Linked DNA regions of Homo sapiens: region 2 is linked to region 1. Evidence: chromatin loops called from intact Hi-C (ENCODE). Cell type or tissue: CD4-positive, alpha-beta T cell. All regions are shown on one strand. Links, peaks and the distances in the headings refer to the core of each region. The heading gives the core; the rest is flanking DNA. Region 1 overlaps EMILIN2 (elastin microfibril interfacer 2). Region 2 has its middle 32 kb from the start of EMILIN2.

The links. A loop is a pair of places that touch in the nucleus more often than their neighbours do. Peaks named below come from ENCODE experiments on the same cell type or tissue, not always from the same donor. Only the 100,000 strongest peaks of a DNase experiment are listed, where the experiment ranks them.
Region 2: a loop joins it to region 1, with 1.8 times the contacts of the local background. A loop is called at or near these places in 2 of 110 quality-filtered maps.

What each region holds. Positions count from the first base shown.
Region 1 is chr18:2,885,983-2,894,509 of GRCh38, forward strand. It overlaps EMILIN2 (elastin microfibril interfacer 2), which reads left to right. Exons shown (of 8, transcript NM_032048.3): 4 at 4,579-6,504. Among named protein-coding and RNA genes, the nearest start is that of EMILIN2, 43 kb to the left of the region's middle. In CD4-positive, alpha-beta T cell, for the core only: no CTCF peak of the experiment used is centred there; DNase peaks (open chromatin) are centred at 3,929, 5,999 and 7,409; H3K4me3 peaks cover 894 bases; H3K27ac peaks cover 2,370 bases.
Region 2 is chr18:2,811,043-2,819,569 of GRCh38, forward strand. No RefSeq gene overlaps it. Among named protein-coding and RNA genes, the nearest start is that of EMILIN2, 32 kb to the right of the region's middle. In CD4-positive, alpha-beta T cell, for the core only: no CTCF peak of the experiment used is centred there; no DNase peak of the experiment used is centred there; H3K27me3 peaks cover 195 bases.

The DNA of each region.
Region 1 (8,527 bases), core at 166-8,165:
TACAAAAGTAATGCACATCAATTAAAGAATGTTTGAAAAATATTTAAGGATACATAATCTCATGACTAAATGAGAACTACTGTTGACATTTTGTTATAGAACCTTACTCTCTTTCCTATGTCTGTACATTGATTTTGTTAAAGAAAAATTCATTTATCTCACAAATATTTATTGAACTTCTATATCTGTCAGGCTCTATACTGGGTACTTGGAATAAGTGAGAAAAAAGGCAGACAGAGTCCCTGACTTCATGGAAGGCAGACATTAGAGAGTAATTACAATAATTCATGACAGATACTGGGATGGAGGGAACATGACATGGGGGCTGGTGGATTGTAATCATTTATTTTTGTTTTGTTTCATTTTAGTTTTTGTTTGACAGAAGTTTAAGCATATTGTAGTTTAATAAGTTGAATAGCTTTATAAGGACTAATAGGAAAAACAATGACCACCCTGAAACCCTTTTTCTCATTTTCCCTTCCCATGGGTAGTACTTTAAACTCTTCAGATGAATCTTTTGGAATTTACCTCCATATCTATTGGTTTTTCATTATGGAAGGTGAGAATTTAACTCCCTTTCATCCACTCCTCAACACATGGCTCCTATCCCCCCATCCCTTCCATACAGTTAGACCATATTCTTTATTTACTCAGTATTCAGTGTTTACATTGTAGTAACTATGTAGATAATGTTTACAGCTGAGCCATGTGGTGTACTATGAATAGATTTTCTTTCCTACGCAGCTTTTTGATTCCTTACAGTTAAATCATTGTCTTATGTTTTTCCTTTGCTTAGTTTTCTCTCTTTTTATTGCTATTTCAACCCAACTCTTCTCTGGCTCTCTAAATGTCCCCTCCATATGTTCAGACACAGCATTTTCATCTTCTTGAAGAAGTCTCCCTTGAGCCTTCTCACTTGCCCTACCTGGACGGGACATCCTCTTTTCCTGTCTTCACCCGAGGATCTTAACTTGCCCCTCTCCTGTTGAATTCCCTGTTTCCTGTGTCCCCTGCTCCCTCTTTCTTGGCTTAGCCCCTTGCTTTGCTTGAGCATGTCCTTTAGTAGCTTCATGAGACAATTACATGGGAAGCAAACTTTTTACCACTTTATAGTATGAACACTATTTTTTATTCTAGCTTCAGAAATCTAGGTCAGAAATCACTTTCCTTCAGAATTTTGACAATAGTGCTCAGTTTTTCTCTAGCTTCCAATATTGCTGCTAAAAAAACACCAAAACTTTTCTGACTCCCAGTTTTTTGTGTGTGACTTGAGTAGGTTTTTTTGTCTCCCTCCTCCTTTTATTTTGTCCTTTTAGTGGGATTTTAGGAAGGAGTAAAAAGAAATGCTTTTCCTCTGATATAGTTTGAATGTTTGTCCCCTCCAAATCTCATGTTGCAATGTGATCTTCAATGTGGGAGATGGGGTATCATGGGAGGTGTTTGGGTCATGGAGGTTGATCCTTCATGAATGGCTTGGTACCCTCCTTGCGGTAATAAATGAGTTCTTGCTCTGTTAGTACACGAGAGCTGGTTGGTTGGAAGAGCCTGGCACCTTCTCCCTTCCCTCTTGCTCCCTCTCGCTCCCTCTCTTACCATGTGACACACTGGCCCTCTTTTCACCTTCCGTCATGAGTAGAAGCTTCCTGAGGTCCTGACCAGAAGCAGTTGCTGACACCATGTTTCTTGTACAGCCTACAAAACTGTGAGCCAAATAAACCTCTTTTCTTCACAAATTACCCAGTCTCAGATATTCCTTTATTTCAATACAGAATGGACAAACATACCCTGAATTCACTGTCATTATAAAAAAAATACTATTTTTACAACTTTTTCTATTTTAGAGACAGGGTCTTGCTCTGTAACCCAGGCTGGAGTGTAGTGGCATGATTACTGCTCACAACCTTGGACTCCTGGACTCAAGTGATCCTCCCACCTCAGCATCCCAAAGTGCTGGGGTTACAGGCAGAACCACTGCACTCGACCTGGAACTTATTTTTTATTGAATAACCTATAATGGACAACCTTCCATGTCATGAAATATTCTACAATACTACTTAATGGCTTGAGAGAATGTGAGTTATTGAACACCATCCTCTACTGTTGGTCACTTAGGTTGTTTGTAATTTTTCACTATTATAGATAATATATGAATATGCATCTTTTCCTGTTAAATTTTTGCACTCATTTCTGATTATTCACTAGAATAAATTTCTTGAAGTGTAATTGTAGGGTCAAAAGATTCTGAGTATTTTGATACATGTTGCCAAATTATCCTTTGAAAAAAATGCAATTTGCACAGTCACCGTGGTATATGAGCAAAGCATTTCCTTACATCCTCAATCTTCCCCCCTTTGCCGCCCTTTGTTTTTATTTCCTTTGCTTAGAATAGCATTCCACTTGCACATGATTCAGTAACTTGTTTTTTTCTTTAGTGTCTTAAGAGAGAATAACGGCCGGGCGCGGTGGCTCACGTCTGTAATCCCAGCACTTTGGGAGGCCGAGGCGGGTGGATCACAAGGTCAGGAGATGGAGACCATCCTGGCTAACACAGTGAAACCCCATCTCTACCAAAAATACAAAAAATTAGCCGGGCATGGTGGTGGGCACCTGTAGTCCCAGCTACTCGGGAGGCTGAGGCAGGAGAATGGCGTGAACCCAAGAGGCAGAGCTTGCAGTGAGCCGAGATAGCACCACTGCACTCCAGCCTGGGCAACAGAGGGAGATTCTGTCTCAAAAAAAAAAAAAAAAAGAGAGAGAGAGAGAATAAATATTTCAGTAAGGAAAACAAGGTGTTATTTGTAGCTCTCTGCAAAAAGAATGATTCTTGGGGATTTGGATATCTGAATTTCAGATTTGGTTTTACCACTAACTTGATTTTAATAAATAATAGCTGCTATTATGAGCTTGTGCAAAAGTTCAGAGGAGGAAAAAACAATGATCGTTGAATTCAAATATCTACAACATTCTGAATTAATTTCCAATGTTTTCCAGTGTAATATATTAATGCATTTTATTTAATTGCAACCTATGTTGTGTTTGATTTTTTCCACTTTATATGTCTCACTATAGTTGCCAGGTTTGTCAGTGTTAACCTCTTTCAGTATTTCTTTCTTTCTTTTTCTTTTTCTTTCCTTTTCATTTCTTTCTTTTCTTTTTTTTTTTTTTTTTTTTTTGAGACAGGGTCTCTCTCTGTTGCCCAGACTGGAGTACAGCGGCACTATGTCGGCTCACTGCAACCTCCGCCTCCTGGGTTCAAGCGATTTTTCTGTCTCAGCCTCCCTAGTAGCTGGGATTACAGGCACCAGCCACCACACCTGGCTGATTTTTGTATTTTTAGTAGAGATGGGGTTACGCCATGTTGGCCAGGCTGGTCTTGAACTCCTATCCTCAAGCAATCCACCCACCTCAGCCTTCCAAAGTGCTGGGACTACAGGCATGAGCCATCATGGCTGGATGCAGTATTTCTTGTATCCTGCTGTATTCAGGGCATAGTTTGTTTCTTATTGTCCTATTGCTGCAGGTTTCAATAGTCTCCTTTTTATTTACCTCTATGTCTATCAATTTATCTTCATTTTATGACTCATCACTATCATTCCCCCCTTATTAAAAATTAATAATTGTTTCTTTCTTTTGGATTTTTTCCTTGGTGTTTTCTCAAAATAAGATTACCCAAAATTCAATGTTTGCATTCTTCTTCTTTTTTTCTTTTCTTTTTTTTTTTTTTTTTTTTTTAAAGATACAGGGTCTTGCTATATTGCCAAGGATGCCCTTGAACTCCTGGGCTCACGCCATCTTCCTGCCTCCCTAGTAACTGAGACTACAGGCACACACCACCTCCCTGACCAGCTTTCAATATTTGCATTCTTTGACGTAGTGAATCTTACTATATATGGTCAGACGGTGCTGTTGCTAGGAGACACTGATGAATAGTTGCTTTATCTCTGTTGCTTTTTGTCTCCCAAACTGCAAGCAGGGCTAAACAATGTCTGTGAGACTCTTTGAGCACAGAGATGTTAATGAAAGTAAAGGACAAAACATTCAGGCACTGCTTTGAGGATAACATCAGAAAATATGATATCATATGATATCACCATCCAACAGCTAATGGGTGGATCTTGCTAAAGTGGTTTCTTGTGGTTTTACTGTATGCAGTCAACTCTTGGGGTGTGGCTGCAGTTCACTAATATGGGAATGAAGTGTTCATATGATAAAGCGGATAATGAATATTTCCCCTCAGGGTGAAAGAGACCATTGATTATCTAATAGGTGTCATGTACATATTATTTTAACAGCTCTAGAAGCTGTTCTTCTTTATAGATGAGAGGATTATAGTTCACAGAAGTTAGTTAACTTGCTCAAGGACAAACAGTAAATAGCAGAGCCAGAATGCAAGTAGAGGTCTATTTGACTACAAAGCCCATACTCTTTTCTACTGTACCACAGTACTTACCTACAATTGTGTAGTGACCTGTAAGTGAAGATGTACATGTATTTTGTAGGTACCTTGTTTATTGTCTTGGCAGAATCTGGCTAAAGGTAGAAAATGTTCATTCATGTCCAACTTTATCTTTGTAACAGATAATGAACCCAGCCAATTCTCAGAGCCCAGGAAGACTTTGTCCCCAACTGGTACAGCACAACCAAGCTGGGGGGTAGATCCAAAAGAGGGGCCTCAGGAACTTCAGGAAAAGAAGATACAGGTGCTAGAGGAGAAGGTTCTTCGACTCACAAGGACGGTTCTTGACCTCCAGTCTTCCCTTGCTGGAGTGAGTGAAAATCTCAAACATGCCACTCAGGATGATGCCAGTAGAACACGGGCACCAGGGCTCAGCAGCCAGCACCCCAAGCCTGACACCACTGTTAGTGGAGACACAGAAACGGGCCAGAGTCCTGGTGTCTTCAACACTAAGGAATCTGGCATGAAGGACATCAAGTCTGAATTGGCTGAAGTCAAAGATACTCTAAAGAACAAAAGTGACAAGCTGGAAGAGCTGGATGGAAAAGTGAAGGGCTACGAAGGGCAGCTCAGACAGCTCCAGGAAGCAGCTCAGGGCCCGACGGTGACCATGACAACCAACGAACTCTACCAAGCCTATGTGGACAGTAAGATCGACGCCCTGAGAGAGGAGCTCATGGAGGGCATGGACAGAAAGCTGGCTGACCTGAAAAACTCATGTGAGTACAAGCTCACTGGCCTCCAGCAGCAGTGTGATGACTATGGGAGCAGCTACCTGGGAGTGATAGAGCTCATAGGGGAGAAGGAAACAAGCCTGAGAAAAGAAATAAATAACCTCCGAGCCCGGCTACAGGAGCCTTCAGCCCAGGCAAATTGCTGCGACAGTGAAAAGAATGGTGACATTGGTCAACAGATCAAGACATTGGACCAGAAAATCGAGAGAGTTGCTGAAGCCACCAGAATGCTGAATGGAAGACTGGACAATGAGTTTGACCGCCTTATAGTTCCAGAGCCAGATGTGGATTTTGATGCAAAATGGAATGAACTCGATGCAAGGATCAATGTGACGGAGAAGAACGCTGAAGAACATTGCTTTTACATTGAGGAAACCCTTCGGGGCGCCATTAATGGAGAGGTGGGTGACTTGAAGCAGCTTGTTGATCAGAAAATACAGTCTCTGGAAGACCGTCTGGGGAGCGTTCTCCTACAGATGACCAATAACACTGGTGCAGAGCTCAGTCCCCCAGGGGCAGCAGCCCTGCCAGGAGTGTCAGGGTCAGGAGATGAACGGGTCATGATGGAATTAAACCACCTGAAGGACAAAGTTCAAGTTGTTGAAGACATTTGCCTGCTGAACATCCAGGGAAAGCCTCATGGGATGGAAGGTGCCTTGCCAAACAGGGAAGACCGCGCAGTACGCGACAGCCTGCACCTTTTGAAATCTCTCAACGACACGATGCACAGGAAGTTTCAAGAAACCGAACAAACCATCCAGAAACTTCAACAGGATTTTAGTTTTCTTTATTCTCAATTAAACCACACAGAAAATGATGTGACTCATCTTCAAAAGGAAATGAGCAATTGTAGAGCAGGTGAAAACGCTGGCATGGGTAGGTTCACTAAGGTGGGTGAGCAAGAAAGGACAGTGGACACCCTGCCGTCCCCCCAGCACCCCGTGGCTCATTGCTGCAGTCAGCTGGAGGAGAGGTGGCAGAGGTTGCAGAGCCAGGTCATCTCGGAGCTGGATGCTTGTAAGGAATGCACGCAGGGGGTCCAGAGGGAGGTCTCCATGGTGGAGGGCAGGGTGTCTCATATGGAGAAAACTTGCAGCAAGCTGGACTCTATCTCAGGAAATCTTCAGAGGATCAAGGAGGGGCTCAACAAGCATGTCAGCAGCCTGTGGAACTGTGTCAGGCAGATGAACGGAACGCTCAGGTCGCATTCCAGAGACATTTCTGGCCTGAAGAATTCAGTCCAGCAGTTCTACAGCCACGTCTTCCAGATTTCTACTGATTTGCAAGATCTGGTCAAATTTCAGCCATCAGCAAGTAAGTTGAATATTACAATTCTATTTCTTGTATTTCTTTGCAGCACGCAACAACATTTTAAAAATAATTTTTTGTTCATTTTTGATATTGTTGAAACTTCATGAGGTAAAAATGTGACAGTATTATGCTAGATTTTGGACAGTTCACGGAATGAACTAAATGCCATCAGTCCTACCCAAATGTGGTTCATAGATTGGTGCCTGAATTATCTGGTGCTGAGTAGCAATAAGATAAATATATATTCTCAGTGTTAATATTTAGGAACTTCTAAAATAATTTGACAGACTGGTTGCAGTGGCTCATGCCTGTAATCCCAGCACTCTGGGAGTCAAAGGAGGGTGGATCACCTGAGGTCAGGCATTCGAGATCAACCTGGCCAACATGGCGAAAATCCGTCCCTACTAAAAATACAAAAATTAGCTGGGTGTGGTGGCACGCGCCTGTAGTCCCAGCTAGTCGGGAGGCTGAGGTGGGAGAATTGCTTGAACCTGGGAGGCAGAGGTTAAGGTGAGCCGAGATTGCATCACTGCACTCCAGCCTGGGCAACAGAGTGAGGCTCCATCTCAAATAAATAAACAAACAACATTGCAGTATTTAAGCACATGATCTACGTAATTTACAAAAATATCAGTTCACAACACATTGAAAATAAAAAAGGAAAACTGGTTCTTCCCACAGATGGATAGCCAAATATTATCTGTAGAATCAGGCTGGTGAGCTCAGAGTTGGGGTCAGATTTTTGGCATAACAGCTTGGGGCAGTGGGTGTTGTCCTCTCTTCTACCTAGGGAGTCTCCTACGTACCTCTCTTCAAGCATCACTTTTTATCTGTGTCGTTATCATCTTCAGGGCTTAGCTGATGGCAGATAGGATGCTGTCATATTTGTTTCCAGACACAGGACCGTGGATGAGAGCAGTTTAGGGACAGGAAGTATCTAAAGCTCCATAGTGCCTGCATCCAGGAAGCTCAGCAGTAGTGCTGAGAGCAATGCTGGCTACACCTTAGGCACTCAACAAATGTTTGTTGAATGAATGAATGTGAATGAATGAATAATATATGTAATAAGATTTTTTTGTTACTTGTGGGTGCTAAACGCAGCCTTCTCAAAGGACAGAGCTTCTCTTGTACCTGGGTTTGTACTCTGAGACAGCCTCCGACATAAGCTAGCCCTCTCTAGTCGGAGTCTGGGCGTGAAAGGAAGGAAGAGGGAGCTCGCGTTTTTGAACACTTTCTATGTACAGCACTGGCTTGGTCACTTCAGGGGGACTGAATCCTATCATGGCCTCACAGAAAGGCTGTTTTCCAACAGGGAAAATGTGCCCAAAGTCATGTGGCTGTTCAGTGGGGGAGCCAGGATGGAAACCAGGCCAGGCTGCGTCCAAGAATTGTTTTCTTGCAGTCCAGCCATGATGACTGTGTGTCTCCCAGAACTGAGTGCAGACTTACTTGGTCCATGGGGACTTGTTGAGGGGCCTGCTTTGTGCTAGAAGGAACCTATTCCTGACCTCCCCCTCCCTGTTTTCTTTTCTCCCATCCTTGCCTTTGGGACTTTTACCTCCCTGACCTGGTTCCGCTCTGGGTGACACAGGCCCTTGCACAAGGAACTGAGATTTCATGGCCTCTGTGAACCTTGGGATTTTATGATCAAGTCCCAGATGAGACATAAAACCCAAGGCAGCGTAGGCTAGAACGTGGGAAGCAGGCGAGCTCTGGCTTGGTCAGGGAGAGCCAGGGCCAGGTCCTGGCAGCTCAGGAGGGTGGAGAGGGTCCGAGGTAGGTGGGAAAATGCCCTGGATGTCCCCAGAGCACTGTGCTTATCTTGCAGATGACGAGTCACCTAGGCCCAGGAGGACCAGGAATCTGGCCGCCACCCGAGTGTCCAGCCCACTGCACCTCACTATTTATAACCCAGCCCTTCCCCCACTCCAGGGCCACTCAGCTCCTCTATCTCTGGAATGTTGAGTAGAGGTCACAAGACCATGTATGTGTTCATAGAATGATTGTCCCTTGTGGTGACAACGCT
Region 2 (8,527 bases), core at 162-8,161, 75 kb before region 1:
AGTCAAGATGTATATGATAAACCCAAAAGTAGCCATTAAAAAAAATAGTGAAATGATTGTTGTAAAATTAATATACTACATGCTATGGACTGAATTGTGTTTCCCTTCCAAGACATTTATATGTTGAAGCCCTAACCTCCAGTGTGACTGTATGTGGGGATAGAATCTTTAGGAGGGAATTAACGTTAAATGAAGTCACAATGCCAAGGCCCTAATTTGGTAGAACTATGGCCTTATAAGAAGAAATGATTTCTCTTCCTGTCTCTCTTTGGACACAGTGATAAGGCACCTATCTTCAAGCCACAAAGAGAACCCTCACCAGAACCTAACCATGCTGGCACCATGATTTCGGACTTCCTATCTCCAGAACTGTGAGAAAATAAATTTGTTGTTTAAGCCACCTAGTCTATGCTATTTTGTAATGGCAGCTGAGCTGACTAATATGCCTGCAAAAGAAAGCCGTAAAGGAGGAATAGAAGATGAAAAGAAGCATGAGACAGATGGAAAACAAAAAGTAAGATGGCAAACATATATCCAATTTATCAATAATATTAAATGTGAATGGTTTAAATAATCCAGTCAAAAGGCAGAGGTTTGTCATGCTTGATTTTTAAAAAACAAATCCAAGTATATGTTGTCTATAGAAGAGACACTTTAAATTCAAAGACACAAATAGATTAGGAGTAAAAGAATGGAAAAGGATACATTATGCAAACAGCAACCACAGGAAATCAGATGCTAATATGAGACATAATAGACTTTAAAACAAGTGTTATTAAAGAGGAAACTTTTTGGCTTCAGGAAGATATAACAATTAGAAACATATGCACCTAAAAATGGAAAATCAAAATACAAAAGGAAAAACTGACAGAAACGAAGAGAGAAATAGACAATTCAACAATAATAGGTGGAGACGTCAATACCTCCTTTTCAATAATGAAGAGAACAACTAGGCATAAGATGAAAACATAATAGAAGACTCAAGCAGCACTATAAACCAACTAGATTTAACAGACATGTGTAGAACACTCCATCTAACAACAATAATATACATTCTTAAACACACATGGAATATTTTTCAGGGTATGTAAGGCCATAACACTTCAACACATTTACAAGGACGGAAATAATACAAACAAAATATGTTCTCTGCTTACAATACAATAAAATGTGAAAGTAATGAGAAAATTTGGGAAACTCACAAATATGTGGAAATCGAACTATACACTCCTAGATAACCAATGGGCTACAGAAGGAATCAAAAGAAATTCAGAAAGTACTTTGAGACGAGTAAAAGTCAAGGTACAATATACCAAAACTTATGGGATCCAGTTGAAGCAGTGCTTAGAGGCAAATTTGTAGCGGCAAATTTGTAGCTGCAAATGACTATATTAAGAAAGCTAAAAGATCTAAAATCAATAACTTAATATTTCACCTTAAAACACTGGAAAGGAGGAAAACACTAAACCTAAAGTAAGCAGGAAGAAGAAAATAATAAAGATTACAGTGGAAATGAATAGAATGAAATCAAGAACAGAACTGCAATAGAAAAAAAGCAATATAACACAAAGTTGGTTTTTTGAAGCAATAAATCACATTGACAAATCACTAGCTGGTTTGACTAAGGAAAAGAAGAAAGTATACTAGAATGGAGAATATACTAAAATCATAAAAGAAAGGGGGAACATTATTACTGACCTTCCAGAAATAAAATGGATTATAAAGGAATACTATGAACAATTATATATTAACAAATTAGAAAATAGATGAAATGGAAAAATTTCTAGAAAGACAAACTACTGGAATCGACTCAAGAGAAATAGACAATCTGAATTTATCTATAACAAGTGAAGAGATTGAATCAGTAATCAAAAAACTACCTGCAAGGAAAAGCCCAGGCCTAAATGGCTTCACCACTCAATTCTACCAAACATTTGAGGAATTAATACCAGTTCTTCACAAACTCTCCCCAAAAATAGAAAGGAAAACTTTCCATCTCATTCTTTGAGTTCGGTAATACCCTGATAACCAAAACCAGATGAAGATATCACAAGAAAATTACAGACCAATATTTCTTATGAATATGGATGCAAAAATCCTCAATAAAATCCCAGCAAGGCCAGGTGCGGTGGCTCATGCCTGTAATCCCAGCACTATGGAAGGCCAAGGCAGGCAGATCCCAAGGTCAGGAGATCGAGACCATCCTGGCTAACATGGTGAAACCCCATCTCTACTAAAAATACAAAAAAATTAGTCCCAACTACTCGGGAGGCTGAGGCAGGAGAATGGCGTGAACCTGGGAGGCGGAGCTTGCAGTGAGCCCAGATCGTGCCACTGCACTCCAGCCTGGGCGACAGAGCGAGACTCTGTTTCAAAAAAAAAAAAAAAAAACCCAGCAAAATAAATCCAGCAACATATAAAAGGAACTCAGAGCTCAGAATGGGAAGGTAACAGGCATTGCTCAGAAACATGAAAAAACAAGCTACATTAATAAACCATAGATGTCTGGGGAAAAGATTATGATAAAAATATACAATAGACTGCTTAAGGCCTAGGAGGAAAAGCTGGGGAGAGTTTCCTTGGAAAATTAAAATCATTCAAAAGTATCATGGAGGCCAGGGTTGGTGGCTCACGCCTATAACCCCAATACTTTGGGAGGCCAAGGCCGGGGGATTGCTTGAGTTCAGAAGTTTGAGACTGGCTTGGGCAACATAGCGAGAACTCATCTGTACCAAAAATTTTTAAAACTTAGCCAGACATGGTGATGCACACCTATAGTCCCAGTACCTGGGAAGCTATGGGGGGAGGATCACTTGAGCCCAGGAGATCAATGCTGCAGGGAGCTAGAGACAGATCCTGTCTCAAAAAAAAAAAAAGTATCATGTATACATATATATGTGGCTATTTAAAAAGCCACATATTTGCCCAGGCAAGATGAATGCTCAGGAAAGACTTGAGAAGACCATAAGTTTTCACCTCAGGCTAATCCCTAGGCTTAGGACAAGCCTAGTTAAGTGTTGAAGGAGGGCCCTAACACAAAGTCAACCTGCGAAGACTGGGAGAGGGCTGTTGATTTTTTAGTTCCTGGTACTCCAGGAAACTTGTCAAAACATCAGCTGAACACTAGTTAAGGAAGAGACTTCAGTGACCATATACAACAAGGAATAGTCTTTGCAAAAATAGTTTGGGAAATCACTAACTGAGTAGACTACTACAGCCTTAACACATACACATACGCGCACACACACACACACACACACACACAGAGCAAACTTTAGGGAGGAGATTCTCAGAGTTGTCACATTGTAGTATTATACTATTCAAATGTTCAGTTAACAACGACAACAATCACAAAGCATACAAAGAAACAGGAAACTGTCGTTCATTTAATGGAATAATAAATGGACAAAAACTGTCCCTGGGAAAGTCCAGATCAGACTTATTATACAAAGACTTTAGCCGGGTACGGTGGCTCATGCCTGTAATCCCAGCACTTTGGGAGGCCGAGGCAGGCAGATCACAAGGTCAGGAGATCAAGACCATCCTGGCTAACATGGTGAAACCCCGTCTCTACTAAAAATACAAAAAAAAATTAGCCGGGCGTGGTGGCGGGCGCCTGTAGTCCCAGCTACTCAGGAGGCTGAGGCAGGAGAATGGCGTGAACCCAGGAGGCAGAGCTTGCAGTGAGCAGAGATTGCGCCACTGCACTCCAGCCTGGGCGACAGAGCAAGACTCTGTCTCAAAAAAAAAAAAAAAGACTTTAAACCAATTATCTTAAATATGCTCAAAGAGTTAAAGGAAAACATGGACAAAGAACTAAAGGAAATCAGAAAACAATGTATGAACAAAATGAGAATATCAGTGAAGATAAACTGTAAAAAGGAACCAAAGAGAAGTTCTTGAGATTAAAAAGTATAATAACTGAAATAAAAAACTCACTAAGAGAGTACAACAGCAGTCGTAAGCACAAAAATGAAAAAAATCAGTGATCATGAAGGACACTTGAAATTATTGCATCTGAGGAGCAGATAGAAACACAAACAATGAAGAATATTTTAAGAAATAATGGCCCAAAGTTCCCAGATTAGATGAAATACATGAATCTACAAATCCAAAATGCTCAATGAACTCTAAGTAGGATAAACTCTAACAGAGCCACACCATGACACATTATAATCACACTGTTGAAAAACAAAGGAGAAGAATTTTGAAAGACACAAGAGAGAAGTGGCTCATTACATATAAGTAATCCTCAATAAAATTGACAGCGGATTTCTCATCAGAAACCATTGATGCCATGGGTTGAGATGGCATATATAAAGTGATAAAAGGAAAAAAAATCAATCAGGAATTATATATACAGCAAAACTTTTCTTTAAAAAAGGGAGAAATTAAGACATTCCAGTTAAACAAAGGCTGACGGAGTTCTTTACTACCAATCTTGCTCTACAACAAATGATAAAGGGAGTCCTTCAGGTTGCAATAAAATAATGCTAGACAGTTAAAGCCATATAAAGAAATAAAGATCTCAAGTAGAGGTAAATGCATGGACAAATATAAAAGCCAGTGTTCTACTTTTTGTTTGTAACTATAATTTTTATTTCCTACAGGATTTAAGTACAAATGCATGAAAAATAATTATGAATTCGCTGGATATGGTGGCTCATGCCTCTAATCTCAGCTCTTGGGGAGGCAGATCACTTGAGGCCAGTAGTTGAGACCAGACTGGGCAACATGGCAAAACCCCCTCTCTACTAAAAATACAAAAATTAGCCAGGCATGGTGGAGCATGCCTGTAATCCCAGCTACTTGGGAGGCTGAGGCAGGAGAATCGTTTGAGCCCAGGAAGTGGAGGCTGCAGTGAGCTGAGATCGAGCCACTGCACTCCAGCCTGGGCAACAGAGCAAGACTCTGTCTCAAACTAATAATAATAATAATAATAATAATAATAATAATAACTATTATTATAACTCTCTTATTGGGCACACATGTATGAAGATGTAACGTGACAATGTAAGAGTTGGGGGAGGCAAAGTTGATAGGAACAGTGTTCTTGTATACTATTGAGGTTAAGTTGGTAACTATTGTGATACTGTGATTTAGAGTAAGAAATACATATATGAAGATGTAACGTGTAACAATGTAAGAGTTGGGTGAGGTAGGGCCAGGCACGGTGGCTCACACCTGTAATCCCAGCACTTTGGGAGGCCGAGGCAGGTGGATCACGAGGTGAGGAGATTGAGACCATCCCGGCTAAAACGGTGAAACCCTGTCTCTACTAAAAATGCAAAAAATTAGCCGGGTGTGGTGGTGGGTGCCTGTAGTCCCAGCTACTCGGGAGGCTGAGGCAGAATGGCGTGAACCCAGGAGGCGGAGTTTTCAGTGAGCTGAGATGGGACCACTGCACTCCAGCCTGGGCGACAGAGCGAGACTGTCTCAAAAAAAAAAAAAAAAGAGTTGGGGGAGGCAAAGTTGATAGGAGCAATGTTTTTGTATACTATTGAGGTTAAGTTGGTAACTACTGTGATACTGTGATTTAGAGTAAGAAATACATAGTTGGTCTTCCCTCCCTCCCCATTTTCTGGTACACAGTTCCTAAAATCCTCGGAATGTCTTAAGTGATAAATGTCTTTTTGTATGCTAATGAGATGACTGGTGGCTGGGTGCACCTGGAAAGCCTCAGGATGGGGGCTGATTGCCAAAAGAACTCTCCCAACATCTGGGGAAGACAGAGCAACTGAAGTTTGAGATAATTGCCAGTGGCCAATATTATCAGTTGTGCCTATCTAATGAAGCCTCCATTAAAAAAAAAAAAAAAAGAAAAAAAGAAAAGGACAGAGTTTAAAGAGTTTCTGGATTGCTGAACACTTGGAGGTGCCTGGAAGGTAGTGTGCCTGGAGAGGGCATGGGAGGTCTATGCCTCTTCCCACATACCTTGCCCTATGTATTTCTTCATCTGTATCCTTTGTAATATATTTATAACAAACCAGTAAATACAAGTTTCCTGAGTCGTGTGAGCCTTCTTAGAAAATTAACTGAAACTAAGGATGTGGTCATTGGAACTCCAATTTATAGCCACTTGGACAGAAAAATAGGTGACAAGCTACTACTTGTACTTGGCATATGAAAGGGCAGGCTATCCCGTGCAATTGAGCCCATAACCTGTGGGCTCTGACTCTAACTCCAAGTAGATAGTATCACTGTTGAATTGACTTGTAGGACACCCAGTTGCTGTCTACTGGAGAATCGCGTGGTGTGTGGGGAAAAACTTCCACATATTTTGGTGACCAGAAGTGAAGTATTCTGTGATGAGTGTGTGATGGCAGGAAAGCTACTTCATTTTTTTCTATCTCAAATGCTATTCAAATTATATTGTCATATATTTAGAAAGTTAAATGCAAACTTCATGTGAACAACAAAGAAGATATCTTAAAAAAAAACCTACATAGATAAATGAGGAGGGAATCAAAATCGTTCCCCACAAATGAAAAAAAAAAAAAAAAAAAAACAACCAACCAAACAAAAAAAAAACTCAACTAAACACAAGGAAGTATTGGAGGAAATGAGGGACAAATGTATAAGACTACAGAACATAGCAAAATGGCAAAAGTAATCCTCAGAAATTACCTTAAATGTAAATGTAAATGGATTAAACTCCTCAATTAAATAGGAGCAGTGGCTCAAACCTGTAATCCCAGCACTTTGGGAAGCCAAGGCGGGAGGATTGCTTGAGCCCAGGAGTTCAAGACTAGCCTGGGCAACACGGCGCAACCTTGTCTCTACAAAAAACAAAAAAAAATTAGCTGGGTGTGGTGGTGCACACCTGTGCTCCTAGCTGTTTGGGAGGCTGAGGCAGGAGGATTTCTTGAGCCCAGAAGGTTGAGGCTGCAGTGAGCCATGATTGTACCACTGTACTCAAGCCTGGGCTGCAGAGACAGAGAGATCCTGTCTTAAAATTTAAAAAACTAATCACAGTACTTTGGGAGGACAAGATGGGTGAATTGCTTGAGGTCAGGAATTCGAGACCAGCCTGGGCAATATAGTGAGACCCAGTCCCTGCAAAAAACACAAAAATTAGCCAGATGTGGTGGTGCATGCCTGTAATTCCAGCTACTCAGGAGGCTGAGCTGGGAAGATTGCTAGAGCCTGAGAGGTTGAGGCTACAGTCAGCCTTGATTGCATAACTGCACTCCAGCCTAGGCAACAAAGTGAGATTCTGTCTCAAAAAAAAAAGAAAAGAAAAGAAAAGAAAAACCAACAGATATATCACATTAATAGAATGAATGAAAAAAAATCACATGATCATCTTAATGTAGTAAAGGAATTTAACAAAACCCAACATTCTTTCATGATAAAAACACTCAGAAAACTAGACATGGAAGGGAATGTTCTCAACATAATGAAAGGGCCTTTATGAAAAACCCACAGCTAACATTATATTCAATGATGAAAGACTGAAATTCTTCCCCTAAGATCAGGAACAAGACAAGAATGCTGCCTTCACAACTGGTATTCAACATGGTACTGGAAGCACTAGCCAGAGCAATTAGACAAGTAAAAGAAAAAAAAGGCACTCAAATTAAAAAGGAATAAGCAAAACCATCTATTCTAAGTTATGATCCTATATATGAAAATCCCAAGGAATCCACAAGAAAGCTATTAGACCTAATAAAGGAATTCAGCAGAGTTGTAGAGTACAAGATAAACATGCAAACATCAGTTGAATTTCTAAACACTGGCAATAAATCAGAAAAGGAATTATGAAAGTGATTAATTATAATAGTATCTTCAAGAAGACAATACATAGAAATAAATTTAAACAATGAGCAGAAAGACTTGTACACTGAAAACTACAAATATTGCTGAAAGAAATTAAGGATCTAAATAAATGGACAAACACCCCATATTCTTAGGTAGGAAGACTGAATACTAAGACGTCAAAACCACCCAAGGTGATCTACAAAGTAAACACAATTCTTACCACAATAACAACAGCTTTTTTTCTTTTTTGCAAAAAAGGAAAATAGATCCTTATATTCATATGGAATTGCAAGGGGCACAGAAAAAAATCATCCTGAAAAAGAACAAAGTCAGAAGACTCACACTTCCTCATTTCAAACTTAATACAAACCTACTGTAATCAAAACAATGCAGTACTGGCATTAAGATAGATATACCAATGCAATGGAATTGAGAGTCCAGAAATAAACCCATACATCTATTACCAATTTTTTTTTTTTGAGACAGAGTCTTGCTCTGTGGCCCAGGCTGGAGTGCAGTGGTGCAATCTCGGCTCACAGCAACCTCGCCTCCTGGGTTCAAGGTGCCTGCTGAGATTACAGGTACCTGCCACCATGCCTGGCAAATTTTTGTATTTGTAGTAGAAACGGGGTTTTGCCATGTAGGCCAGGCTGGTCTCAAACTCCTGACCTCAGGTGATCCACCTGCCTTGGCCTCCCAAAGTGCTGGGATTACAGGCATAAGCCACCACGCTCAGCCTATAACCAATTTTTGACAATGGTACCAA